Regions from separate parts of the Mus musculus genome. Here region 1 is linked to region 2. Evidence: chromatin contacts called from ENCODE Hi-C or POLR2A ChIA-PET data. All regions are on one chromosome and are shown on one strand. Each heading gives the region's core, a stretch centred on a gene start or an enhancer-like site at or near the end of the contact. The rest is flanking DNA. Distances are from core to core; before and after follow the strand shown.

What was found. A loop is a pair of places that touch in the nucleus more often than their neighbours do. ChIA-PET counts read pairs that join two places held with the same protein, here RNA polymerase II (POLR2A).
Region 1: a loop to region 2 is called in a map of heart, with 1.9 times the contacts of the local background. The contact joins the promoter of Ripply3 here to the promoter of Hlcs in region 2. A Hi-C loop is called at or near these places in 5 of 37 maps with a recorded cell type or tissue (gastrocnemius, heart and left cerebral cortex). POLR2A ChIA-PET finds 5 or more read pairs at or near these places in 3 of 5 experiments (Patski and embryonic stem cell).

The regions. Positions count from the first base shown.
Region 1 is chr16:94,324,480-94,331,472 of GRCm38, forward strand. Ripply3 (ripply transcriptional repressor 3) reads left to right here and starts at 3,943. Exons shown (of 4, transcript NM_133229.2): 1 at 3,943-4,118; 2 at 4,867-4,942. The coding sequence starts at 4,018.
Region 2 is chr16:94,288,669-94,295,102 of GRCm38, forward strand. It overlaps Hlcs (holocarboxylase synthetase (biotin- [propriony-Coenzyme A-carboxylase (ATP-hydrolysing)] ligase)), which reads right to left and starts at 1,623. Exons shown (of 11, transcript NM_001360045.1): 1 at 1,395-1,623. The coding sequence starts at 1,589.

The sequences.
Region 1 (6,993 bases), core at 2,693-5,192, 38 kb after region 2:
GTGTGTGTGTGAACAATTAAGGAAAAAGAAGCCATGAATTTGAAAGAAAGGAAAGGGTGGTACAGTACATGGGAGAATGTGAAGGGAGAAAAGGGAAGGGGTAATGATGTAATTATATCCCAGCATTTGGGAGGCAGAGGCAGGCAGATCTCTGTGAGTTTGAGGCTAGCCTGGTCCAGGTCAGCCAGAGCTATTTAGAGAGATCCTGTATCAAGAACAAACAGAGAAGCACACACAGTTGGGCCGCCTAGATGACTCAGTGGGTAAAGCCACCCTTTGTTCATCCATGTAAGCCTGGCCCTGCAGAGTTGCTCTCTGCATTAAATAAAACATCTAACGCACACAGAAGTTGAATTTGAGGGAGAATGAGCTGCAGAAAGGACTTGAACACTTGGACCTTATCTGTTATGGTGTCTTATCTACCTGTCACAGTTTTCAAAATTTCATTTATTAAACATATATTGACATAACTAGAAGCTTGTGGATATTTATTTTTTACACTTTGAACTATAAGCAGATGTTCTGTTACCCAAACTGTCCAAGTTTTAACCATGGAGATTGTACATTTCTCTAAGCATAAGTTAAAAAAATAAAAAATAAAGACAGAAGATGAAAGACAGCATGCCACTGTGCACATGAGCTGGCCACTGTGCTCGCATGCTGACCACGGTGCACTTGCACTGGCTGCTGTACTTGCGGGCTGGTCACTGTACACATGGGCTGGCTGCTGTATACATGCGCTGGCCACTATGCTCGCACGTTGGCCACTGTGCATATGAGCTGACGACTGCGCTCATGTGCTGGCCACTGTACATATGCGCTGGTCCCTGTACACGTGTGCTGGTCACTGTATGCATGCACTGGCCACTGTGCTCATGTGCTGGCTACTGTACTTGAGCGCTGGCCACTGTGCCCATGCTCTGTGCTGGAGCTTTTTGCTTTTGCATTTATTTCTGGTGCTGTTATTTTTTTTTAATCTTTCGAAATTATTTAATTTTCTGGTTACTTAATCTTTCTGAATACCAGCTTCTTCTACTTTTAAAACTATGTTTGCCCGTGTGTCTAGAGAGCATGGGAGACCAAACCTACTCCATCTTGGAACCGGCCTCCATCTTAAAAGAAAGAGTCTGAAAATTTGTCCTACAGCTGAACGCAAGCCACTCCCAAGTACCAGGAAGGACCCCATGGCTTATCCTTGGCTCATACCCCAAGGGTTACTCCCGAGCTACTTCCTAGCAACAGTCAATCAAAGATTAGTCTGATTGTTTCAAATGTACTTTCAGCCCATTTGTGATTGTTCGTGGTTTTGCTTCAAAGCACCCACCTGTTGGCTTAACCCCCCTTGTTTGCTTGTCATTCCCTATAAAACCTTATCCTGGTGAGGGCTCGGGGCTGCTCTACCTTCCCGTCCTGCTGTCTCAGGGTTGACAGAGTGCCCAAGCTCAAGTTGTAATAAACAGACCCTAATGCAATTACATCAGAGTCAGCTCCTTGGTAGTCTTTTGGGGCTCACAAATGCTTCCTGGCACAACATGCAGGTATGTGCCCATGAATGCTGGTGCCCACATGAGAGAGCGTTAGATTCCCTTAAGTTACAGCTTGTCGAGAAACACCTAATATGAGTACTTGAACCCCAGTCCTCTGCAGGATCAGTTACAGGCTCTGAACCACTGAGCCATCTCTCCTACCCAGGAACAAGATATGGTTTCTTAATCTGCAGACTGAAGATAATGCCTAATTTGTAGGCTTGGAATGAGGATGATAACATTATATACTTCACAAAGGAACACAACAGTTACTTTTATAGATACAGAAATTAGAGTAGTGGTTACCCAGGGTGGGGGAGGGGAATCTAGGTCCAAAGCAGGGGCAGCTTCAGTGTGGGATCAAAACCTTCTGGGGAGCCAGGCGGTGGTGGTGCATGCCTTTAATCCCAGCACTCGGGAGGCAGAGGCAGGCAGATTTCTGAGTTCGAGGCCAGCCTGGTCTACAAAGTGAGTTCCAGGACAGCTGGGGCTACACAGAGAAACCCTGTCTCGAAAAACCAAAAAAATACAAACAAACAAACAAACAAAAAAGCATCTGGGATGAAGTGGGTATGGGAAGGGGATGTGAGTGCTTTATCTCACTCACTTAAGTGTAGATTTGAAAACGATTAAAATGGTAAGTTTGAATTCTATTTTGCAACAGTAAAAAAAGCAATACGTTCATTGTTGAAAATTTAGAAAACATTTTAAAAATCCTTAAAGCTGGGTCAGTAAGATAACTCATCAGATAAAGAAGCCAAGAAATGCTGAGCTTCATCCCAGAATCCACCTGGGAGACAGAAAGAGCAGCCCCCCACAAGATGTCTTCTGGCCCCCACATGTCTTGCCCATACACATAAGCAAACAAACAAACAAACAAATGTAAAAACAAAGTTACCCTAAGCAGCTCCTCTTTCTAAACCTTGTATCTAGGGGCTGGAGACACAGCTCAATGGTTAAGGGCACTTGTTGCTCTTGCAGAGGACTCAGATTTGGTTCTCAACGGCCATATGGTGGCTCACAACCGTCTGTAACTCCAGTTCCAGAGGATGGAAAGGTAACATGGTGGGCAGACCTGCATGCAGGTAAAACACACATAAGATAAAATGATCTAAAAATAACCTTTTATCTAATTTTCCATAGTGTTCAGGACTCCGTAGAGTTCCTGGATTTCAGACACAGGACTAGGAGAGAAAAGAGACCTGCACAAATTTATTTATTTATTTATTTAAGTTTCTGAGACAGGGTTTCTCTGTGCATCCTTAGACTGTCCTGGAACTCACTCTGTAGACCAGGCTGGCCTTGAACTCACAGAGATCCCCTTGCCTCTGCCTCCTGAGTGATGGCTCAACATGAGTGTGTTTTTATCAGCTATATAACATACCCCCATCCTTTACATACTATTGGGAACACTTGGCTGTCACTAGATACCTTTTCATTCTTTGGGCTCACAGATACACGTTATCAAAGTTCTTTAAAAGGCACCCACATCTAGGTGTTTTTTTATTAAAACAACAAGAAACCACTGACACCTTAACTGTGTTCGTGAGTTCACATTGTTTGCTCACTCCCAGCTTCCTGCTTTATATTCAGGGCTTTTAATACTGTAAATAAAATTTGTAAATACTCCCTCTTTCCTATTTGCCCTTAATTGGTGTTAAATATTCCCCAGATCTTAAATAAACCATTCGAAAACATTTTATTCCCCACCCCTCTCGGTTTTTAAAACCCGAGTCACTTAATTTAAATGACACAGACCAAGCTACAGTGTTCACATGCAGTCACCTGGCACTGGAGAACAGGTTATTGGGCAAAGGGGTACCCGGGGTCCTGACTGGTGACCCCTAACAGGAAGCACCCCTCCCCCATCTTAAGGCTTTCGTCGGTGCGGAGGTTGCGCCTAAACCCTCGCCTGGCTTCGTAAACCCAGCTGTCACCCACTCGTGGAGCTGTCCTGACCCTCGGTGTAGCGAGGACTCTGTGCCCCACACTCACCACCTCTCACAGTGCTGAAAGGGAAACTCTGGGAGAACTGGGGTGCGGGGTGGGGCTTCATGCTTTTAGGGATCAGAGCCCCGAGGGCAGCGGCCCCAGGAGTTGCTCAGCAGTGGGGAAAATTGTTCCCCGGGACGCGCAGCCGCCACCCGTCATCTCGGAGGCCCTGTAGGCCGTCTGTCCCGCCCTGCGCTTCCCGCTCCGCCAGTGACCCTCCTGGTTTTCTTTTGTCCTTTCTCCACTCTGGACACACACCCCTCCCCGCCGTCCCGACCCTGCTCTCTTCCTTGAGCCTTTCTGGTCTCCACCCTCTGCTTCCTCCGTCCCTTCCCGAGGTCCCTTGCCCTCCCCCTCCCCACGGGGCGCAGTTTCCCCGAGTCCCCTCCCCGCCCCGCCCCAGTTTTTAAACCTGGCGCCGAGTGAGCGGGTAGGTGAGCGCGTTCAGCCAGGGGGACCAGGCGCCGTCGGGCTGAGAGATTCGCGCGACACCCGCACCATGAGACCGGAGGCGGCCGGAGTCCGGGAGGCGCGGGGACGCCTCTGCCACTGTCCGGGGGATGATCCCGGGAGGCTACCGCTGCCACGCGGGCCCGAAAGGTGAGGGTGTCCTGTGGCCCCGGTGGAGGTGCACCCAGACACTGAGCTCCTTAACCTGAGATCGACTACTGCAAACTCCTGTCTGAAGTGCAGGGACCCCGCGGATATCTGGCAAGGAAATGGGCAACACTTGCGTGTATTGAGGATCTGAAATTGATCCAGCTGGAAAATACTGAAGGCTGGGGGCCCCATAAGAAATTTATAAAAGGATCCTGCGGTCTATCACAAAGTGACAGTCTCCTGCCCTACGCTGGGGATCGGTGTTTGCCCATCCAGGGACATCGCTATCTTTAAAGCTGTGAAGTTTAAGGAAATCAGATTAGCTGGGTAGGTAGGAAGCGGAGCAGTTTGGCGATGCAGAAACGCCTTTGGCATAGTAGTCTAAGGAGTCTCCAGCAGCAGAGGTGGTGTACTTGAAACCAACCATCTGTATTAGAAAAATTTGAGGTATCAATGAGAGATTTGCTAGGAGAAAAAATAATCTCCACTCACACGCGCCCTAATAATAGGTTAGATTTGGGGCTTCCCATCTCAGAGTGTACTAGGAAGCAGAGCCCGGAGAATTCTTCAGGAGGCAGGAACAGGTAAAGTACTGACTGGCCCATCGGCAGACAGACCTTAAGGGATCATGGTGTGTGCAGGGACTCTTTGTCAAACAGACACTATGGTATCAACCTCATAGTAACCTTTGGGGGGGCGGGGCGGCAGAAACGCCAGGAGTTCAGTCTCTCCTGGTGCTTGTTTCCAGTTCCATTCCAGCCCCGTGGAGACCGTGGATGTCGCCTCCCCCCGGAGATGCTGAACTGACCAGAACTGAACGTCCGGTAAGCTAAATGTGACTGTTGTAGGCAATAGTCAATCCAGAAAGCGGCACCACGTCTATAATAACTTTGAAAACAAAACCAAAACCCGGGGGAAGGACTCCTCTCTCGTGCTTAGCTTGGCCTAACCCACAAGTAAGTTCCTGAAGGTCTGGTGGGTAGAGCCCAGAGTGAACGGAGGTGCTAATGGGCCCACTGGGCTCGCGATTGCTCCTCCGTCCTTGAAAAGCAAACAGCTGAGGACATGGGCTTTGCATGGTAATTACATGCAGCGGTGGGAGAGGAGGGTTCTTCTATAAACCAGAGCATGGGGGAGGGAGGGGCAAAGCCCAGCCCCCTTAGAGAAAAGCTGATTATGTACCACACTGCAAAGCAGGCAGACCTCCATCCACCTCAGGTGCCCAGACAGTGCAGTTAAAAGCTCCCACCCTTGTCTGGCCCTGTCTGCAAGAACTCTTGCAGGATCTTCTGTTCTCTGTGCAAATACACTCAAGCACCGGGCTTTGTCAGCAAAGATTAATTGCCACAGCTATCCCTTTATCTTTGCCTTGCCGGTTAATTGCTTTTGACTTATTAAGCGAATGTTTTGCTTACATTTGCTATATTCTCAAATATAAATGGACCTTTAAAACAGTGGAGGTAGCTTAGGAAGGGCCATGCATCTCACTTACACAACACCTGTGGGATACAGCTTAATGTACAGATAGATGTGATATGAAAAGTTAACTGTGGGAAATTACTCCTCTATTATTCTTTTACATTTAAGTTATTTTCTTTGAATACTGAGTGCTTTAATTCAGTTAGCATTTATAGAAGCTTAAAGAACGGAGCAAACAGGAGGGCAGCTAGAGTCTGCTACATGGTTTTGTTTCAGTCCTGATAATCCCTGCTCCAAATTTCTAAGTGACTGAAGAGAACTCTTTCTATCTCATTCCACTCAGACTTAAAGTCCTTAGAGTCCTTAAAGGTAAGATTTAAAAGAACTCACTAACTACTAAATTTTCCTTTAAGTGAACCGTGAGTATGGAGGTCACTCAGTTGTGTGGGAGACTAGAGTACTACGGCACACACAGGGCCTGAGGCAGGCAGCTTCTGGTTCCACTGTGAGGAGAAAGCCCCTTGTGATTATCTTAAAGCACAGCCCCTTTCCAGTTGACTGCACTTCACAGAAGGCAGTTAAGGCCTGGATTTGGGCAGATGGGGGAGCCTGGGGTTCTGTAGGGACTGTAGAACTGGCTGCCTTCCCACACGCCTGTCAGGGCGAGATCTTGGGATCCACCCCTGGGTCTTTCCTTGTCACTAGGCTCTGGATTTACCAGGGAGCTAAACTCCCAGCTCTATGCAGAAAGCTCTTCATAGATGTCCCACACAGGTTCTCTGCAGGCCTTAGTAAATCCGGCTCCTCCTAGCGGGCTGGGAGCTTAGGCCACACAGCTTCTAGCTGATGACATTGGCAAAGCCGGAGAATTCCTCATCCCTAGTCTTCATGACACTTTGTAGAGGAGTCTGTGAGGGACTGGGGCTTGGTGACCCATACCAGGACTTCCAGCAAGCAGATTGAAATTGGAATAAGATACAAATCTGAGAAAAGCCCCAAGGCCTTGTTCCTTGAGCAGAGGAATAACTATACCCACTCGATGCCTAGACAGCTGTATCCTCCCCTGGGTGGGGGGGGGAATAGACAAAACAAAACAAAACAATTTTTTTTGAGACAGGGTTTCTCTGTGTAGTCATGGTTGTCCTGGAACTCACTCTGTAGACCAGGCTGGCCTTGAACTCACAAAATCTGCCTGTATTTGCAGGGCCTAACCGTGTGTGCCACCATGACTTGGCTGATAGACCAAATTAAAAGGAGAAAGAAAGTAAGAAAGAGAGAAAGAAAGAGGAAGAGAGAGAAGGAGGGAGGGAGGGAGGGACCCAGAGAGACCGAGACGAGAGATTGGTCCTGAGGGTGGCCTGGGACTGGCATATCTGACGCTAAATGTTTCTATCACCGTGCGACATGACAGCCCCACCCCCACCTCCAGCCTTGATGGTTTTTGGTTTTTGGCCTC
Region 2 (6,434 bases), core at 373-2,872:
GTGCTAGCAACCTTGAAAATCTACTTCAATCATTTTCAGATTTCTGGAAGGATTGTAATTTGATTTTAAAAGGTTTTAGTCTACTAAAATCAAGGGACACCCAGAGCAGAAGAGTCACAGCCCTGAATCTAGAAAGACACAGTAAGGATGTGTGGGCAAAGCTAGGGTTGAGGGACAAGCAGGAGTGCAATGAGGCACAGATACCCATAAGGCTGTGCCCTACTTGGGGTTCTGAAGCAGGGAAGAGCCAAGTAACTGAGTTAGCATAGTTAGAAAACCAAGGTCATGAACATGTTCAAAGTATCGAAGAAATTATCTTTGGCAAATTCTCTACTCTGATATAAACCTCAAAGACTTTGTTTTAAATAAAGGCTTTGTTTTAAATAATCAGCTTAGAGACTGCCACAGTGGAAAAGTCCACCATTGGTGATTATTCTTTGTGATGTCTCTTAAATGGTTTAAGAGAACTGAGCCCAGATATTCTAAGAGGGGCAGATCTGTGTGCACTGCACCTTCCTTGCGCCAGGTGGTACTAGTCATGTCTATTCCTACAGCTGTAAGCTTGGGAAGCCTGAGAGATCTCGGTGTGTAATTCACACTGTATTCTTCTTTAGATTCATTTAATTTTATGTGTACAGCTGTCCCGCCCCCACGTGTGTACGTGCGCCATCTGCATTCCTTGGACTCTCTGGAACTGGAGTCACAGATGGTTAGGAGCCACCATGTGGGGACTTGGAACTAACTAGACATGGATGCTCTGCAAGAGCAACAAGTGTCCTTAACCACTGAACCATCCTCAATCCCCACACGGTGTTTCTTAGAGTGCTTTCTTTGTTAGTTCCCTAGAAGCACGATTCCATCCTCATTACTAAGCAGCTTGACAAAAATATTCACCCTGAAGTAAGATTATGATTCTCGTATCGGTGTTAGGGTTTGACATCTACGGGGGAAAAAAAACTCTCAGTTTAGTGCTGAAAGTGAGGCAGATTTCCAGAAGGAAGCGGAAAGGGCAGAGACGGCTGAAAAGCAAAACACTGAATGGTGTTCACGGAAACAAGTGTGTCCAGAAGTGTATGGTAGGAAGTGCACTGTGAAGTCAGGTCCCTTGCCTGCAGCCGACCTGTGCAAACGGCCAGAGTGCCCCCTTCCCAGTGAGGGGCAGCGGCCATCACCCTCCGACAGGACCAGAAGCTAGCCCACGGGAACACTAGGTGCCACGAGGGATGTCCGGGATGTGCCTGCTGCAGCTGCAGGACCGGAGACACCAGGGAGGGGCAGCTGGCCCGCGGCCCACAGGTCACAGCAGGGCTTCCCGGGCTCCCGTGCACGCGTGGGCTGTGCGAGCCGAGCTGCAGCCGAGCCCCGTCCACGCGGCGACCCCGCCCGCCGCCCACCTGGCTCTCGCCGACGCAGAAGACGCGGCCGCCCTGGCTCAGGCACACGCGCGCGTCCCTGGGCTGCGCGGCCGCGCGGCAGAAGGTGAAGGAGCAGCGCGAAGCACGCAGCCGCCGCACCGTGGACAGCACCAGCGCGGCCGGCCGGCGCCCCCAGCGCGCCCACAGGTACAGGTAGCACAGCGTGATGAGCATGGCCGGCGCCCGCGCCCGGCTCGCGCCAGGCCCCGCCCCGGCCGGAAGCGAGGCTTCGGGAGTGTGGAGTGCGCGTGCGCTGCAGGAGGGGGGCTGAGGGCGGAGCGGGTGTGCGGGGCAAGGAAGGATGCAGGAGAGGGATGCGCTAGAGGTGGAAGGATGCAGCAGGCTGGGTAGCATCTGGGGGCGCCAGGACCATGGAGAGGGTGCCTCGGGTAAAGAGAGGCTACAGGAATGGAAAGGGCAGGCAGGACTGAAGATGGCATTGGAAGAGAGGTCACTGTCTGGTCTCAGGAGGCTGGCTTTTCCAAGAGGGGCTGGGGGAAAGGTGAGCCAGGAGATTGAAGGTGTGCTCTGGAGATGGAGAGACCTGGGCTGCAGAACTAGAGTGAACTGGGGAGGTGAGAGGGGCTGTGCTAGGGACATACAGGGACAGGGGCAGAGTAGTGAGGGGCTGGGAAAGTATTGGGGGGGAGGGAGCAGAGAGGGTGAGGGAGGTGGATAGCCTGATCAAGTCAAAGTTCAGCCTCCATTCCTTGAGGGTGGGGATGAGTGAGGCACTGGGCCTAAGTTTATATCAACAGCCAGTATTTGCGAACTATCAACACATTACAAATCAGAGAACTGACAAGACTGACGGCCTCTACCCGACCCAGTTGGTAAATCAGGTGAAGCTGTTTTATTAGATCATGCTAAACCTTCAAAAAGTGCTATTGGGTAAATTACATGGATTCATATGAAGAACACACACACACACAAAAAAAAAAAAAAAAAAAAAAAAAAAAAAAAAAACCCGAGGTATTCCCACTACATGTCTGTTACCGGTTTAACTGTGGGCATCCTGAGCCCAGTGGAAGGAGGGAACATCAGTTATGATTCCCAGAGGGCCTGTCCCAGGGGAAGCAAAATTCTCCCAGCAATTAAAAACAGCAGCTTTCTTCCCCAGAGCCTCCCATCCACAATAACTCTGAACAAACAATTTGTAGTTGCTTGCTGCCCTGACCCTTGCTCCCGAACTGCAAACAAGCAGCATAATGTGTTAACAACAGTCAGGTACACTGGCCATGGATCTGCTCATCTCAAATGGCCACTCACTCTGCAGTGGTGGCGCATGCCTTTAGTTCCAGCGCTTGGGAGGCAGAGGCAAGCTAATCTCTGTGTTCGAGGCCAGACTGGTCTATAGAGTGAGTTCCAGGACAGCTGGGGCTACACAAAGAAACTGTGTCTGGAAAAGAAAAAAGAAGTCCACTCACAGAACCTCAGCCTTGTGGTCAGATGGTGTAGCAACAACAGATTTAGCAGGAGGGTCCAGGAAGAAATGACTGGGCTCATGAGGAAGGTACATGTCACTGAGGACGGGAGGGCGGGCTGTATTGAGGGGAAGGCAGTCAGCTTTCCCTAGTGGAAGTGGCTCCCTGCAAGGCACTAATTACTACCAAGTAGTGTTCGTTTGGATAGTGTTATGTCAACTTGGCACAAGCTGGAGTCACTGGAGAGGAGGGAAGCTCAACTGAGAAAGTGCCTTCATACGACTGGGCTGTGTTTGTAGTGGTTCTCAACCTTCCTAATACTGTGACCCTTTAATACAGTTCCTCTTGTTTTGGCGACCCACAAACACAAATTAGCCCTGGATTCTATAAGTAAGCTAAGCAAGCCTTACTAAGCAGCGCTCCACCGTGGCCTCTGTATCAGCTCCTGCCCTGTGGTCCCTGTCCTGCTTGAGCTCCTGTCCCTACGTCCTTCAATGATGGACTGTGATGTGGAAGTGCGAGCCAAATATCCTCTTCCTCCCCGGCTTGCTGTTGCCTGGGATGTTGCATCTTGGCCACAGTGAACCTAATTAGGACACTGTTCTAGTTTTCTTTCTATGGCTGTTATGAAAACACCGATGAAAGCAAACCTGGGGTTGGAGCTGCTTTAGCCTACATCTTGGAAGCCAAGGCAGGAGACTGACAGAGAAGCCACGCTTCCTGGCTTACTTACCATGGCTTACTTTATCTTTATTATACTGTGCAGTACCCAGGGATGGCACAGCCCACAGTGCCATGCTACCACTGAGCTAGATCTCCATACTGACTTACTTTTATTTTTAAATGTGTATATATGTGATGGCTCGTATATGCTTGGCTCACGGAATGGAGGTGTGGCCTTGTTGGAGTGGTGAGTCACTGTGGGTATGGGCTTTAATACTCTTGTCCTAACTGTCAGGGAGCAAGTATTCTGCTAGCAGCCTTCAGATGAAGATGTAGAACTCTCAGCTCCTCCTGCACCATGCCTGCCCGGATGCTGCCATGTTCCCACTTTGATGATACTGAATTGAACCTCTGAACCTGTAAGCCAGCCCCAATTAAATTTTGTCCCTATAAGAGTGCCTTGGTCATGGTGTCTGTTCACAGCAGTAAAACTCTAAGGGAGAAGTTGGTACCAGGGACTGAGGTATTGCTATGATAGGCCTGACCGTTTTTTTGTTTGGAAGAATGTGGATTTGAGGACTTTGGATTTGGAAAGCCATGGAATGTTTTAAGTGAGGCTTAATGGGCCATGCTAGTAGGAATATGGAAAACTTTGTTACTGTGAGTGATTTGAAATGTGCAGACCTGGCCCAAGAGGGTTCAGTGGAAAAGAATTTCAGTATGTGGTCTAGAGATTGGTGGAATTTTGGTGAAAAACATGGCTGCTTTTTGCCCTTGTCTAAAGAGTTTGCCTGAAGCAAAGGTGAAGAGACTCAGATTAATTGCATTGACAAAGGAAGTCTCAGAAATGCCAATCATAGACTTTGTTCTCTGGTTAAGTCTCATGAAGAGTGTTTTAAACAAGTGTAGCAAGCTGAGAAAGGAAAAATATAAAATATATGGTTCAAGGGGCAACAGGAAGTGAAATGGAGCTGAATCCTGTGTTCAAGGAGATTAAACTGAATTAAGGGAGTGGTGACCTTGGGGCAAGATCCTTCCCAGCTAAGTTTAGGTCCAGGCATGGTGGTACATGCCTTTAATCCTGCATTCAGGAGATAGAGCCAAGCAGATCTCTGAGTTCAAGGTCAATCTACAGAGCACGTTCCAAGACAGCCAAGCTTAGGCAGTTAGAGTTGGAAAACTGAAAGCTGGTAATAGAATAAGGGGGAACATGTTCCAGGCCCAGCAAGCAGCAGAACTTGGCAGCTTTGGCTATGTGGCTCTAGCTTTAGAGTACAGAATAGAAGGGACTACTGGGACAACGGATGCTGGTTAGCTGGAGCTAAGAAGTTAGTTGTGATTAAGAAGAGACTAGCGAGCTGGGCGTGGTGGCACATGCCTTTAATCCCAGCACTTGGGAGGCAGAGGCAGGTGGATTTCTGAGTTCAAGGCCAGCCTGGTCTACAGAGTGGGTTCCAGGACAGCCAGGGCTATACAGAGAAACCCTGTCCCGAAAAACCAAAAAAGAGAGACTAGCATCACTGAGGTGAAATCTTCTGGGAAGTGTTTTCTGAGAGCACAAGAGCACAGAGAAGCTGTAGTCCAGAGATAGCCAAGGTTGTACCTAGTGCTAGAGCTGGACTTGGTAGAGTCACTTAAGTAGTACTGGTTTTGAAGGCATGAAGAGGTCATGGAGAGCAGCTGAAAGGGGTCATGGAGAGCAGCTGAGGCTTGGCACTGTGAGAAGCCAGGGAAGGCCATTGGTGAAGGTGCAGCCTCAGTTGTACTTGATGGTCCAAGACTGAAGGGTTCATGCAAAGAAACTGAGACTTAGCACCATGAAGAGAGCCTATGAGAAGCTATTGGTGAAGCCTTGTTACAGCAGAAGACCACAGACAATCGGAGATGCCAATTCCATGAGATGGTCATCAAGAACAGCAGCAACAGTGGAGTGGATCAACCTGAGCTTAGAGTGATACAGAGGGCAGGGCTGGAGATGTGACCCAAGCCTTTTGGAGGAGCGCAAATCATGTGTGGATCCCAGACATTGAAAAAAGAAGCTGTAACATTGAAGTTGCCTTGGAGACCCCAAGATGTAAGAGATGCCAGAGCCATTGGGCTATCTGCTGAGGAAAGCTTCCAACAGGCAGTGGAACCAGCCCAAGAGAAAGAACGTTGTTGCAATCAACAAAGATGAAGAAGGAGTTGGAGATCTGAAAACCGCTTTGACATCAGCCATGGAGATGCAGAGTTTGGACTTTGCCCACCTGGTTTCCTGTCTTGCTTTGGGGATTAAATTTAAGTGTTTTTAGATGAATCTCAGAGGAGACCTTGAACTTTGGACTTTTAACATCGTTGAGACTCCTATAGAAGTAGGGTAGTTAGAAGTTTGATATAATGTACTTTTAAAATTGTGCTATGACTAGGTATGGCCTCCATAGAGTCATATGTTTGAACAAGACTATGGGGGCCAGGAATTGGAATGTGATGGTCTGTATATGCTTGGCTGGGGGAGTGGCAGCATTAGGAGGTGTGGCCTTGTTGATGTGAGTGTGGCCTTGTTGGAGTGGGTGTGCCATTGTGGGTGTGGGCTCCTCCTAGCTGCCTAGAAGCCAGTTTTCTCCTAGTGGCCTTCAGATAAAGATATAGAACTCTCAGCTCCTCCTGCACCATGCCTGCCTGGATTCTGCCATGCTCCAGCCTTGATGATAATGGACTGAACTTCTGAACCTGTAAGCCATCCCCAATTAAATGTTGTCCTTTATAAGACTTGCCTTGGTCATGGTGTCTGTTCACAGCATAAAACCCTAACTAAGATAGTATAGAAAGGGAAAAAAACAAAGTTGTCAGAAAATACTTTCTGATCTTCAAATATAAACACATTAGATGGGCCAGCCTGATGACTAAGCTGCCAAGTCCCTGAGACCCACATGACCATGAGAAAGGAGAAAAA